Regions from separate parts of the Homo sapiens genome. Here region 2 is linked to region 1. The links are chromatin contacts, found by Hi-C or POLR2A ChIA-PET in ENCODE. All regions are on one chromosome and are shown on one strand. The core of a region is the stretch at or near the end of the contact, and the rest is flanking DNA. Distances in the headings are between cores, read along the strand shown. Region 1 holds the start of ZNF106 (zinc finger protein 106). Region 2 overlaps EHD4 (EH domain containing 4).

What was found. A loop is a pair of places that touch in the nucleus more often than their neighbours do. ChIA-PET counts read pairs that join two places held with the same protein, here RNA polymerase II (POLR2A). Pooled maps may share reads with other maps.
Region 2: a map of posterior vena cava shows a loop between it and region 1 (14-fold over the local background). The contact joins the enhancer-like site here to the promoter of ZNF106 in region 1. A Hi-C loop is called at or near these places in 1 of 168 maps with a recorded cell type or tissue (posterior vena cava) and 8 of 50 pooled maps. POLR2A ChIA-PET finds 5 or more read pairs at or near these places in 1 of 52 experiments (OCI-LY7).

What each region holds. Positions count from the first base shown.
Region 1 is chr15:42,488,897-42,495,060 of GRCh38, reverse strand. It overlaps ZNF106 (zinc finger protein 106), which reads left to right and starts at 3,920. Exons shown (of 22, transcript NM_001366845.3): 1 at 3,920-4,081. It also overlaps a transcript of SNAP23 not described here. RefSeq lists enhancers at 3,748-3,857, 4,158-4,207, 4,258-4,447.
Region 2 is chr15:41,927,700-41,933,737 of GRCh38, reverse strand. The region is part of intron 3 of EHD4 (EH domain containing 4); the gene reads left to right. It overlaps EHD4-AS1 (EHD4 antisense RNA 1), which reads right to left. Exons shown (of 4, transcript NR_120332.1): 3 at 5,232-5,388; 4 at 4,452-5,056. Among named protein-coding and RNA genes, the nearest start is that of EHD4-AS1, 9.3 kb to the right of the region's middle. RefSeq lists enhancers at 4,129-4,258, 4,279-4,358, 4,321-4,824, 5,720-5,929. Within about 2 kb of position 3,022, at least 23 of the 41 ENCODE cell types and tissues checked have a DNase peak (open chromatin) inside an H3K27ac peak, as active enhancers do.

The sequences.
Region 1 (6,164 bases), core at 2,671-5,170:
TGTTAGAGGCTTAGTGCTAATCGTACATCCCCGAGTGTAGAGGAAAGAAAGCTTTAGAAGGCCAACAATCGCTAGATCTTGGAAGGCCTTGGAATTTTAGACCACTTTGTACTAGGGGCACTGAAAGCTATTGAAGAGTTTTAAGCAGATGGAGGATTATTGTAAACTATTTGCTGCAGGAACCCCTCCATGCACCTCTAAGAATAAAATAAACTGCTGGAAATCAAGAAAAGAAAGTGCTTCACCAGGCACAGTGGCTCACGCCTGTAATCAATCCCAGCACTTTGGGAGGCTGAAGCGGGCAGATCACGAGGTCAGGAGTTCCAGACCAGCCTGGCCAACATAGAGAAACCCCATCTCTACTAAAAATACAAAAAATTAGCCGGGCATGGTGGCAGGCGCCTGTAATCCCAGCTAGTCGGGAGGCTGAGGCAGGAGAATCGCTTGAACCTGGGAGGCGGAGGTTGCAGTGGGCCAAGATCATGCCATTGCACTCCAGGCTGGGCAACGAGAGTGAAATTCCGTCCCCCCTACAAAAAAAAAAAAAAAAGAAAGAAAAAATAGCTGGGTGTGGTGGCGGGTGTCTGTAATCCCAGCTACATTACTATCATAATGTCTATCACTGGCGACAGTGCCAGACTCCATCTCAAAAAAAAAAAAAAAAAGTGCTTCAAGGAGTAAGTAGTCTATTCCTAAGGGATCAAGGAAGATGAAGCCTGAGAAATGTTTTTTTTAATTTCATAACACAGAGGTCACTGATTATCTCAGTGAAAGCTGTTTGTTGGAATGCTGGGGTTGAAAAAAACAACTTAGTAGTTTGGAGGTGGGGGAGATGTAGAGATGGGGACAAGTTGTAGAATGCTTTTGGAAAGTTTGGCCTTGACAGGGAGGAAGGAGGGAGAATGATGAAGGATCAAGATTTTTTGTTTTTGTTTTTTTGATTTTTGTTAGAATTAAGACAGGAGAAACTTGAGCATGGTAGGGAAGATTCAACTGAGAAAAAAATGGTTGAATAAAGGAAGAGAAGGGATAGTCAGTAGGCAAAGATCTTGAAAGGGTAAGAATAGAGGCAGTTTAGAGGCAGTTCGAAACACTGGTAAGAATAATGGTTTTGGAAGAGGGCAGGGAGGGAGAAAGAGAGAGAGAGGAGATATTTCCCCAATTATGAGAGGAAGTATGTTTCTGTATGTTTAGTAACAGGAAGTTAAAGTTCTCATTTGCTGACTTGTTTTCTCTGTGAAGTTGAAGATGGGGTCATCTTCTGATAGAAAAGGAGGTGGTATTGGGAGTTTAAAGGAAAGCTGAGAAGATTTGGAATATTGTAGAAAGTAATACAACAAGTTGACAGAAGAATGTTGTAGGACTGGTAAGCAATATTGAGGGCCTTTTTAATATGGGCAAAAATGAACTCACCATTTTCTGCCCTCCTGTGTAAATTTCTCAAGCAGCAGTCACTTGTTGAGGGCAGAGGTGGAGAAAATGTATGGTTGAGTTCATTAGTTCATTTAGGGTTGTGATGGTCATTGATATAATTCCGTGGTTCTCAACCAGGGACGATTTTGTCCTCCGGGGGATATTTGGCAATGTCTGGAGATGCTTTATTGTGATGACAGGGAAACGGGGGTGGGTACTACTAGCATCGTGTCCAACAGTGCTGCTAAACATACATACACACACACGCACACACATATATGTATATATATATAGAGAGAGAGAGAGAGAGAGAGAAGGTCTTGCTCTGTTGCTCAGGCTGGAGTGCAATGGTGTGATGTCAGCTCACTGCAACCTCTACCTTTGCAGCTCAAATCCTCCCACCTCAGCCTCCTGAGTAGCTGGGACTACAGGTGTGCACCACCACTGCCGGCTAATTTCTGCATTTTTTGTAGAGACACGGTTTCACCATGTCACCCAGGCTGGTCTCAAACTCCTGGACTCAAGCGATCTGCCTCCCTTGACCTCCCAAAGTTATAGGATTACATGTGTGAGCCACTGCTCCCAGTCTGCTGCTAAACATCTTATAATGCACAGGATACCCCTGACAAAAAAGTATATGTTCCAAAATGTCAGTAATCCCAAAGTTGAGAAACCATAATCTAGCGTTACCTTGGCACTCACCAATATCTGACTGTGGTCTTCTACAGGCTTTTCCCTGAATGATGGCCCAGAGTTTATAGGGTAAAATAGTTCCTCCATTGCATGCCTTTGAAGGAGAATAGAATGAGCAGCGTACCACAACCCTTGAGTGTTTCAAGGACTTGTGATGTCACAAACACGGAATTGGAAGTTTCCTAAACCTCTAGAACAAATCTGGATTTACATAGAAGAGGTTAATATAGCCGCTTCCTTTCTTTTTTCTCTCTCTTTTTTTTTTTTTTTTTTTTTTTGAGACGCAGTCTCGCTCTGTCGCTAGGCTGGAGTGCAGGGGCGAGGTCTCGGCTCACTGCAACCTCCGACTCCCGGGTTCAAGCGATTCTCCTTCCTCAGCCTTCCGAGTAGCTGGGACTACAGGCACGCACCACCACGCCCAGCTAATTTTTGTGTTTTTAGTAGAGAAGGGGTTTCACCATGTTGGCCAGGATGGTCTCGATCTCTGGACCTCATGATCTGCCCACCTCGTCCTCCCAAAGTGCTGGGATTACAGGCGTGAGCCACTGTGCCCCACCGCTGCTTACTTTTATTTGAGACGTTGAAGGTCTTGTTAAACAGAGATGTTATAATCTCAATAATATAGGAGGGACACTCCACATAATTATCAACCTGAATGTCATTTCATTTATCTGATAGTCTTAGTCACTAAAATTAGGTTTCTGAGGGAATGGGTATGGGCTAAGTTTAATAATAAATATAGGCGGCCGGGCGCGGTGGCTCACACCTGTAATACCAGCACTTAGGGAAGCCGAGGTGGGCGGATCATTTGAAGTCAGGAGTTTGAGACCTGCCTGGCCAATATGGCGAAACCCCATCTCTACTAAAAATACAAAAATTAGTTGGGCGTGGTAGTGCACGTCTGTAATTCCAGCTACTTGGGAGGCTGAGGCAGGATTATCGCTTGAACCCGGAAGGTGGAGGTTGCAGTGAACCAAGAGAGCGGTTCTGCACTACAGCCTGAACGACAGAGCAAGACTCCATCTCAAAATAACTAACTAACTAACTAACTAAATAAATAAATAATAAATGTAGGCTGGGCGCGGTGGCTGACACCTGCAATCCCAGAACTTTGGAAGGCCAAGGCAGGCAGATCACTTGAGCCGAGGAGTTTGAGACCAGCCTGGGCAACATGGTGAAACCCCGTCTCTACTTAAAAAATATTATAAATACCTTAGGCATGAGTAAGAATAAAGTCAGTATTATGGAATGTCTGCTCTGTGATAGGCAGCATTCATAGATAAACACTTGACCTATGTTATTTAATCCTAGCAACACCCTGTGAGATAACATTATCCTAATTTTAACTCAAGAACCTGAGGTTCCAAGAAGAATTGTAATTTACCCAAAGTCACAAATTATTCGTAGCTAGTCCAAGATCTGAAACTCAGGTCTGGCTGTTCTAAAGCTCTTGCACCTTCCATTCAACTTCAGAAAGTTTTACAAGGAAGGAGTGTTTTCAAAATGTAGCCCGAACAGTTGCCACTGACTAAAGGAAATGGCGGGACACCAAGGAAGAGAGTAGGAGCTACAGGGAGGCCGGGAAAGAACAAGGAGAAACAAGGAGAATGAAAAAGGGACCAGGGAGGCTGTTCATAGCGTCCAACGCTGCGTACTGACTCTCCCGCAAGCGGGCCTGCCTTTGTTCTTCCTCCATTCTTTTTGAGAAAAACCTCTTCCTGTGTGTCCGTTGTTCACTCTCTTGTGTTCAAATAAAGCTAGATTATTGAGAACTGCGGACGGCAAAGGAAAAAAAAGCGAGCGTGACGGCTTCGGTGTGCGCCTGCGCGTTGGCGGCGGCTGTGGCGGGGCCCGGCGGGGAGCGGGTCCGGAGCAGGCTCCCGGACCCAAAACTGAAGGGGGCGTCTGAGGCGTCAGGGAGCTCCCTCGCCTGGCTCTCGGCGGCCTGATGGAGTAAGAGGGGTTGGCTGTGAATGTGAGTATCGACGGGCCGGCCTGCGTTGAGCGTATCGGAGCCCAAGGGTCCTGGTCGTCTGCCCCTTAGGGAGGTTGTGGGGCTGCAAGACACCACCGGGTTTCTACTCCTGCAGGCTGCGGCTCAGGGGCAACCTGGTGGTCCACTCTCCCAGAGCCGGCGCGGGTTTATGGGCAGGCGGTGCTGCTGGCTTCGGGGTACGGATTTTCGCGGGGGCGTTCCAGCTCTGCTCCCAGCCCCAGAAGGAAACGTGGCTCCAAAGCCTTGACCTTTAGGGGAAGCCACTGACCTCCTTCGTCCCCAGTTGGGCAGGGAGTCCAAAGACCCTGGTCCTTAAAGCCCGTAGGTCTCAGGCCAGGGACACATTTCAACCTCTCGCGACTGACAACCTCCGTTCTTTTTCCTCCTTTCGTTTCTCTCCTTGTGGGATGCGTCTTGATAATAACAACTAATAACAAATAGTAACAACAGCTTACTGTGTCCGTTTAATATTTAGTCCGAATCTCGGTGTATAATTGTGGAGAGGAAATGCTTTACATCCTCTTCCCCTTTCAATTTGTTGTGTAATCATCTTTGAGAGTAAGATTAAGGCATCTTATTGAGAAGTTTGAGATATCCGTGGCTTTTAGCAACTTGAGACTGTCATCCTAGGTAAGCGAAGTTCTCTTACCTAGCAAATAAGTGCTGTATCCACCATAATGGTTTATATCCAGTTTATTCAAAGCACAAATAACTTCTTTTTTTTTTTTTGAGACAAAGTTTCGCTCTTGTTGCCAGGCTGGGGTGCAGTGGCGCGATCTTAGCTCACTGCAACCTCCGCCTCCTGGATTCAAGCAATTCTCCTGCCTCAGCCTACCCAGTAGCTGGGATTACAGGCACCCACCACCATACCTGGCTAATTTTTTGTATTTTTATTTATTTTTATTATTATTATTTTTTTTAGGACGGAGTTTCGCTCTTTCGCCCAGGCTGGAGTGCAGTGGCGGGATCTTGGCTCACTGCAACCTCCGCCTTCCAGTTTCAAGAGATTCTCCTGCCTCAGCCTCCCGAGTAGCTGGGATTGCAGGCGTGCACCACCACCACGCCCGGCTAATTTTTGTATTTTTAGTAGAGACGAGGTCTCACCATGTTGGCCAGGCTAGTCTCCAACTCCTGACCTTAGGTGATCCACCCACCTTGGCCTCTGAAAGTGCTGGGATTACAGGCTTGAGCCACCACGCCCGGCCCACAGATAACTTTTGAGTGCTTATTAAGAGCTTAGTACTGTTGTAAATAGCATGGGAAATCTTAAAATTTGCTTTAAGCCCCGTTCTCAAGTTTGGTCGTGAATGAAATAATGAAAGACAATTTTCAGATGCAACTAGAATTTATTTAGTATCTACTACACATTTGCCAATACCGCGCCATGCCTAGAGTTAACTCTTGAGTCTAGAAGATAGTAGGAGCCCTTTAATTAGAAATACTAGATGGTTTTCGAGGAGAACTTTAAAATGGCCTGGAAGGGGCCAGGCGCGATGGCTCACGCCTGTAATCCCAGCACTCTGGGAGGCCGAGGCGGGCGGATCACCTGAGGTCAGGAGTTTGAGACCAGGCTGACCGACATGGAGAAACACCGTCTCTACTAGAAATACAAAATTAGCTGGGCATGATGGCACATGCCTGTAATTCCAGCTACTTGGGAGGCTGAGGCAGGAGAATCGCTTGAACCTGGGAGGCGGAGGTTGCAGTGAGCCAGGATTGTGCCATTGTACTCCAAAAACGAAACTCCATCTCAAAAAAAAAAAATTAAAAAATAATAAAAAATGGCCTGGCAGGAGGTAGAGGGTGTGAACGAATCTGATCAGGCTAGTTCAGAACCTATTGTGTGTGTGTGTGTGTGTGTGTGTTGTTTTTTTTTTTTTTTAGAGAGAGCCTTGCTTTGTCGCCCAGGCTGGAGTGCAGTGGCGCAATCCCAGCTCACTGCAACCTCCGCTTCTTGGGTTCAGGTGATTCTCCTGCCTCAGCCTCCCGAGTAGCTGGGATTACAGGTGCCCACCACCATGCCTGGCTAACGTTTTGTATTTTTAATAGAGACGGGGTTTCA
Region 2 (6,038 bases), core at 1,773-4,272, 560 kb after region 1:
CTGGTTTTATGGGGACATTCCTGTTACACAGCCTCAATCCCTGTTGCTAGAGGTGGTAAAGCTTCTCTCCCTCCTAATCACTGTGCACCAGTGGGGAACCCCCAGCCTAGAAGGTGGGAGGGAAAGATTATAAATGCAGGATTCTAGGTGGAAGAGAGGCAGTGGCAATCCATGCCGAGAAACACTGGCCGGGCACGTTTCTCCCTGTCCCTGGCTCTTTCCCTTGCCAGCTGGGCAACCTGGGCGAGTTACTTCACCTCTTTGAGCTTCATTTTCCCCTGCTCTAAAACAGGGGAAGGTACTTTCTCTCGTACAGTGGGATCTTACGAGAATCTGAATGATCTGTGTTCATACCTAAGTGCTCCATAGATATCAGCCGTTCCTGTTATCTATGAAGCTCAGAGTGAGAGGGAAACAGCAAAAGGTCCTCCCCAGGATACACGTGTGGCTTGAATTCAGGTTTCATGTACCTGTGCCCGGCAGGCAGGCAGGCATCTCGACCATCCAAACAAGCCTGTGGTTGGGGAAACGCTGAAAATAACAAGGCTTTCAGGGAGCATCTGTATTTTCCTTAGAAAGACAGAGGGAGGTGGGGAGATGCAGGCACACTCCTGTGGGCCCTGGAGGAGGCTGACCTGAGCTTGAATCCCAGCATGGGGCCCTGTGAGCCTCTTTCCGCTTTTATAAAGTGAGGGAATTTTCCTTCCCAGGGTTGTTTTGAAGATAACATGTGTAAACCATTTAACATGGATCATGATTAATAACTGGTGATAGGGGCGGTCATGATTCATTTTATAGAACTGGGGTGGTCCCAGAATAGACGGACCCAGCTCAGAGGGCCCTCTCGGCCAAGCGCTCAGCATTTCCCAGGGGAGGGCAGAGGATGGCCGAGTCCTGGGACTCAGACAAGGGCCTTGCTCTTCCAGAGATCCAAAGCAGGGGCGGTGAGGGTGCGTGAAGTATTTGGGCCTGACCGTAGAGCTATGGAAAGCCACGAGAGTGCAGACAAGGGCTGGAGGTGGGAAACCTGCTGAAGAGAATGACCCGGGAGCAGTGTTCCCGGGTGTGGCTGAGGGGCCCGGCTTCTGGCACTCCTCCAATTCTTTTTGCCATAATCCTCTTTCTTGTATCTAGGGATATTTCTCACACATGCCCTGATGCAGTTTCCTCAAGAAACCTCCATTCACCTGTAATCTTAGTCTCTTTCTCAAAATTGCCTCCTGTTGGAATCCAAATCGAGATGCAAAGCACAAATCAGACCATGTATGCAGCGTTTCACCTTTCTGAAGCACCCTGCGGTGGGTAGGTGTGTATGTGCTTGGGACAAAAGGCTACAAAAAGATAGTGAAGAATGTCTGTACCACCCATATCCCCCAGTTCCTCTCCCAGAGCAGACCCTGCCTGCAGACCCTGGGGCTTCTCCCAGCTCACCCGCCCACTCACGTGGAGCCCTGGCGGGATTCGCTCCACTGCCCTGTGTCTTGATTTTCCCACTTATAGTAAATCTTGGAGCTTGTCCATGTCTGTACTTCGGAGCTGCCTCCCGCAGTCCATCATATAGATAGACCAGAATTAATAGGTGCCATCCTTTTGGTGGGTGACATTCAGGCTGTTCCTAATCTTTTGCCGTTACAAACAGTGCCACAGTGGATTTACACAGTTTAGCATGTACGGTGCAAGTGTATACAGTTGGCACGATAACGTGCAAATATATCTTGAAAATTGCTGAAAAGGGAGGAGCTTAAAAAAAAAAAGAAATTGCTGGCTGGGCGCGGCGGCTCACACCTGTAATCCCAGCACTTTGGGAGGCTGAGGTGGGCGGATCACGAGGTCAGGAGTTGGAGACCAGCCTGACCAACATGGTGAAACCCTGTCTCTACTAAAAATACAAAAATTAGCCAGGCGTGGTGGCGTGCGCCTGTAATCCCAGCTACTCAGGAGGCTGAGGCAGGAGAATCACTTGAACCTGGGAGGTGGAGGTTGCAGTGAGCTGAGATTGCGCCACTGCATTCCAGCCTGGGTGACAGAGCTAGACTCCGTCTCAAAAAAAAAAAAAAGAAATTGCTGAGTAGATTTTAAGTGTTCTTACCACAACAAAACAAGTATGTGAAGTAATGCATATGCTAATTGCACTGTCAATTTAGCCATTTCACATTGAATGCATATTTAATTTTGTTTTATTTTAATTTAATTTTACTTTATTTTATGTTTTATTTTATTTTGAGACAGGATCTCGAAGCTCCGTCACCCAGGCTGAAGTGCAGTGGCACGATCACAGCTCACTGCAGCCTTGACCTCCTGGGTTCAAGTGATCCTGCCACCTCAGCCTCCTGAGTAGCTGGGACTGTAGGCATGCACCACCATGCCCAGCTAATGTTTTGCATTTTTTGTAGAGATGGGGTTTCACCTTGTTGCCCAGGCTGGTCTCAAACTCCTAGGCTCAAGTGATTCACCTGCCTCAGCCTCCCAAAGTGGTGGGATTGCAGGCATGAGCCACTGCACCCAGCCTCAGTGTATACATATTTCAAAACAACATGTTGGACATGATAAATATATACAATTTTTCTTTATCAATGTAAAAAAATAAATGAAATAGAGACTAATCCAAAAAATGTGCAGATGTAACTCTAAGATGCATTCCTAGAGGTGGAATTTTGGAATCAAAAGGAGCGGCGGTCTTTTTATTATGTTAGCTGGTGCCAAAAATGCCACTGTAGAAGGCATGCCTGTTTACATGCCCACCATCTCATTATGATTCTAATTTTCATTCCTCATGGTTAGTGTGGTTGAGCATCTTTTCATGTATACCTTTTTAAAGTATTTCCTTTTCTGGAGGTATTTGACTGTTTTGAAATACTGTTGGTAACTACATGGGCTACTTTTAGCAAAATCAGTGAGTCATTTTTTTATAAGGAGCCCCGTGTGGATTCCCATGGTTCCCACTGACTGGGTCTTTCTTTCCATCTGTGACATAAGCCCAGAAATAACTGTCTCTGAGTAATAGTTTGGCTTGAGGAGCTGGTTAGCTGATAACTTAATTGCTAGAGCTGGTCTGCAGTGCCAGCTGTTGTCCACAGGCATGCAGGACACTTGTGCAATGCCAAGATGTTTGAAAAGAGGAACAGGGCAGGGCGAGGGGTGGGGTCTTCAGGTCAGAAGTTGCTTTCTAGCCCTTTATGACCCCAGTTGTCATCCCGTTGGTTTAACATTTCTCTTTAGAAAACTGTAGCCTGAAGAAACATTACCTTTGCCCTTCTGAACCACAGAATGACAAGATGCATTGTCACGGTCAAAGCCTTGCTTATAAATGTTTGACCTCATCACATTTGGGTGGAGTCTGTTGGCATTTTGCCTCAAGAAAATTCAGTGCAAGTAATGTTTGCCACGCCAACTCCGTCTGATTTATAGACATATTGTATGAGACTTTCTAGCCTGACTTATACACAAAGCCCACTTGAAAAATGAGGAATGGACAATTTCCATGTGCGTGACACGGGATTCCTGGATCTGTTCATCCTAATATATAATAATATCAGAAGGTTAGATGGGGTGACTTCTTAAGCATCCTTGGAAGTCATACATTCCACAACCCTTCCTCAGATAGTTTCTTTCAGTATAGAGTTGTTTGGAATTGGATGACAATAAGTTAAACTTTGGGGCAACTAATTACACCTATAGAAACATTCAAGGACCTTCAAATTGGCCCAAATGCTATATAGCACATGAATCCAGTAGAAGGGATGTAATAAAATGAAACTTACTGTTTGATAATTGTGTCATTTAGAGTTGTTCATTCAGTATTCCTGTAGCCATCTGAAGGGTCTACTGTAGCCATCTGAAGGGTCATCTTAGGCTGGCACTGTAACTAGTTCGTGTCTGTACTATACAGACGCTGAGCTAAATCGATTTTCCTGGGAATCTGGCTTTTTATTTCAAAGAAGCTTACTGTTTGGAACCACCCTATATAGCTAAAATTTAAGATCTAGAAAGAATCCTTTTTGATCATCTGACTCACAGGTATAGAAACTGAGGCCCAGCAGAATGAAATTGTTAAGCCAGGCTCCAGGACTTACAGGATTTTCTTGGTAGGTTTTTTTACCAACTTCCCTCTCCAGCAAAGAGCCTAAAATGACTGATAATACCATGTTGCTGTCTTTCTCCAGGGCTCAGCCTTCTTTAAATGGGCCTGCTTCTTCATCTGGTATTTAATCTGAGATGGAAAGTGAGATGCGAAACCCAATTTTCCCTTTCACTTGGTCACATGCCCAGAAGCAGCAGCGTTCAGTGGGCCGAGTACTGGCGTGGAACCTTCCTCTGTTCCCATGTCTGTGGCGTGGCACGAACCTGTGATGTGGGGCTCTCCCGCCCTTGCCCTGGAGGGGCCTTCAGGGACATGTGGCTCACCCATCTGTTATTGTCACATATCCCCCAGAGGAAGGAGGGACAGGCTGTGAGGTTAGCTTGTTTATTTTATGAGGAAACAGGCACAGAAAAATTAATTTACAGAGTCTTGGACAAAATCCCAAAGGAAGGAGGAGTGGGAAGAGCAGAGAGCGGATAAACAGCACAACGCCATCCCTGGACACGCCTAGTTCTTGCTTTTATTTAAATTTTGGTAGGTTCTGTGGCCACACCCACTTTAGGCTAGGTACTGGGAGACAACCTCTGGGGTTTTCTGGTAACCAGTTACATTCTCCAAGAGGTGGCCATTACCAGCTGAAAGGTTCGAGGTGAACTCACATCCAGCCTCTCCAAAAGGAGCTTGGGAACCTGTGTTCCCTCCGGGCAGTCTCCCAGACCGGGTTTGGTATCAGCCCCTCCCTGCCACTGCCCTGCATCTGGTCAGCTGGGGAAAAGGGGGCAGGGAGGAGAGAAGGCCAGTGGAGCAGAGCCATTCATTCTGTGGCTTATTTTGTCATCAGCAGGTCCCATTGCTCCCGCTGATTGGGGACTGCCTCTTCCTCGGGGGTGTAGTTGCTGAGATACTGCTTCCCCCTCAGGGTGGTGCTCGGCACACCCACCATAGCCTCTGGCAGGGAAATGCTGGAATCCAGACCTTCACCAGAAGCACCATTGTAGAAGAAAAAGAACAACCTCCTCAATAATAATGCAAGTGGGCCAATAATTTTTACAATATGCATATTTGTTTTCTTGATATAAAAATAATATATATTCATTGTAGAACACTTAGGAAACCACAAATCAAAAAGGAGAAAATAAAGTACACTCACCTCTGATTCTACCATCCTGGTACACATATGGTGCAGCGCAGCGGGTGAAAGCACAGGCTCTAGGATCCGAGTCCCTGGGTTTGAATCCGGGCTCCCCTGAGAAACAGCTGTGTGCCTTGGGTCGGATACTTAACCTCTCTGAGTCTTTTTTCCTCCCCTGTAAAATGGGGGTAATAAAAGTACCTACTTCATGGGATTGTTGCAAGGATTACAAGATTGTAGTGATATGGAGCTCACAGGGCAGTGCAGGAATGTAGTAAGAGCTAAGTAAATATTTGCTGCAGTTGTTGATTTATAGCTATCATTTTGCTCTCTGCCACAATGACATTTTCAGAAGACATTTTCAGAAGCAGACTTTTCTAGTTGCGAAGTAAACTCAGCCAGGAAACAATGCAGAGACTCCTTGCCCTGAAGTGGCTGTTATTATTAACTAAAGGGACTCTTTTCGAAGTGTATTTATAATACCTGAGCGATCCCAGATAGTTGATGTTTACTTTGAGATGATTTACACTTCCCCTAGTTAGTAACAACCCTTTTTTAGAAACGCATACCACTATTTAAGCAACTAAACTTGCCAGATTGCTAAAAATCAGTTACATTTCTTGTTCAAGTGAATTCACTTGATTAAACCAATTTTACTGTATTTTACTGTGATAAGAACACTTAACGAAATCTACCCTCTTTACGCATTTTTAAGTATCCATTACAAGCACAATGTGGCTATAGGCACAGTGTGGTTCCGCAAATCTCTAGAACTTATTCATCTTGCCTAACTGAAATTTTATGCTGGTTGATTAGCAAAGCCCC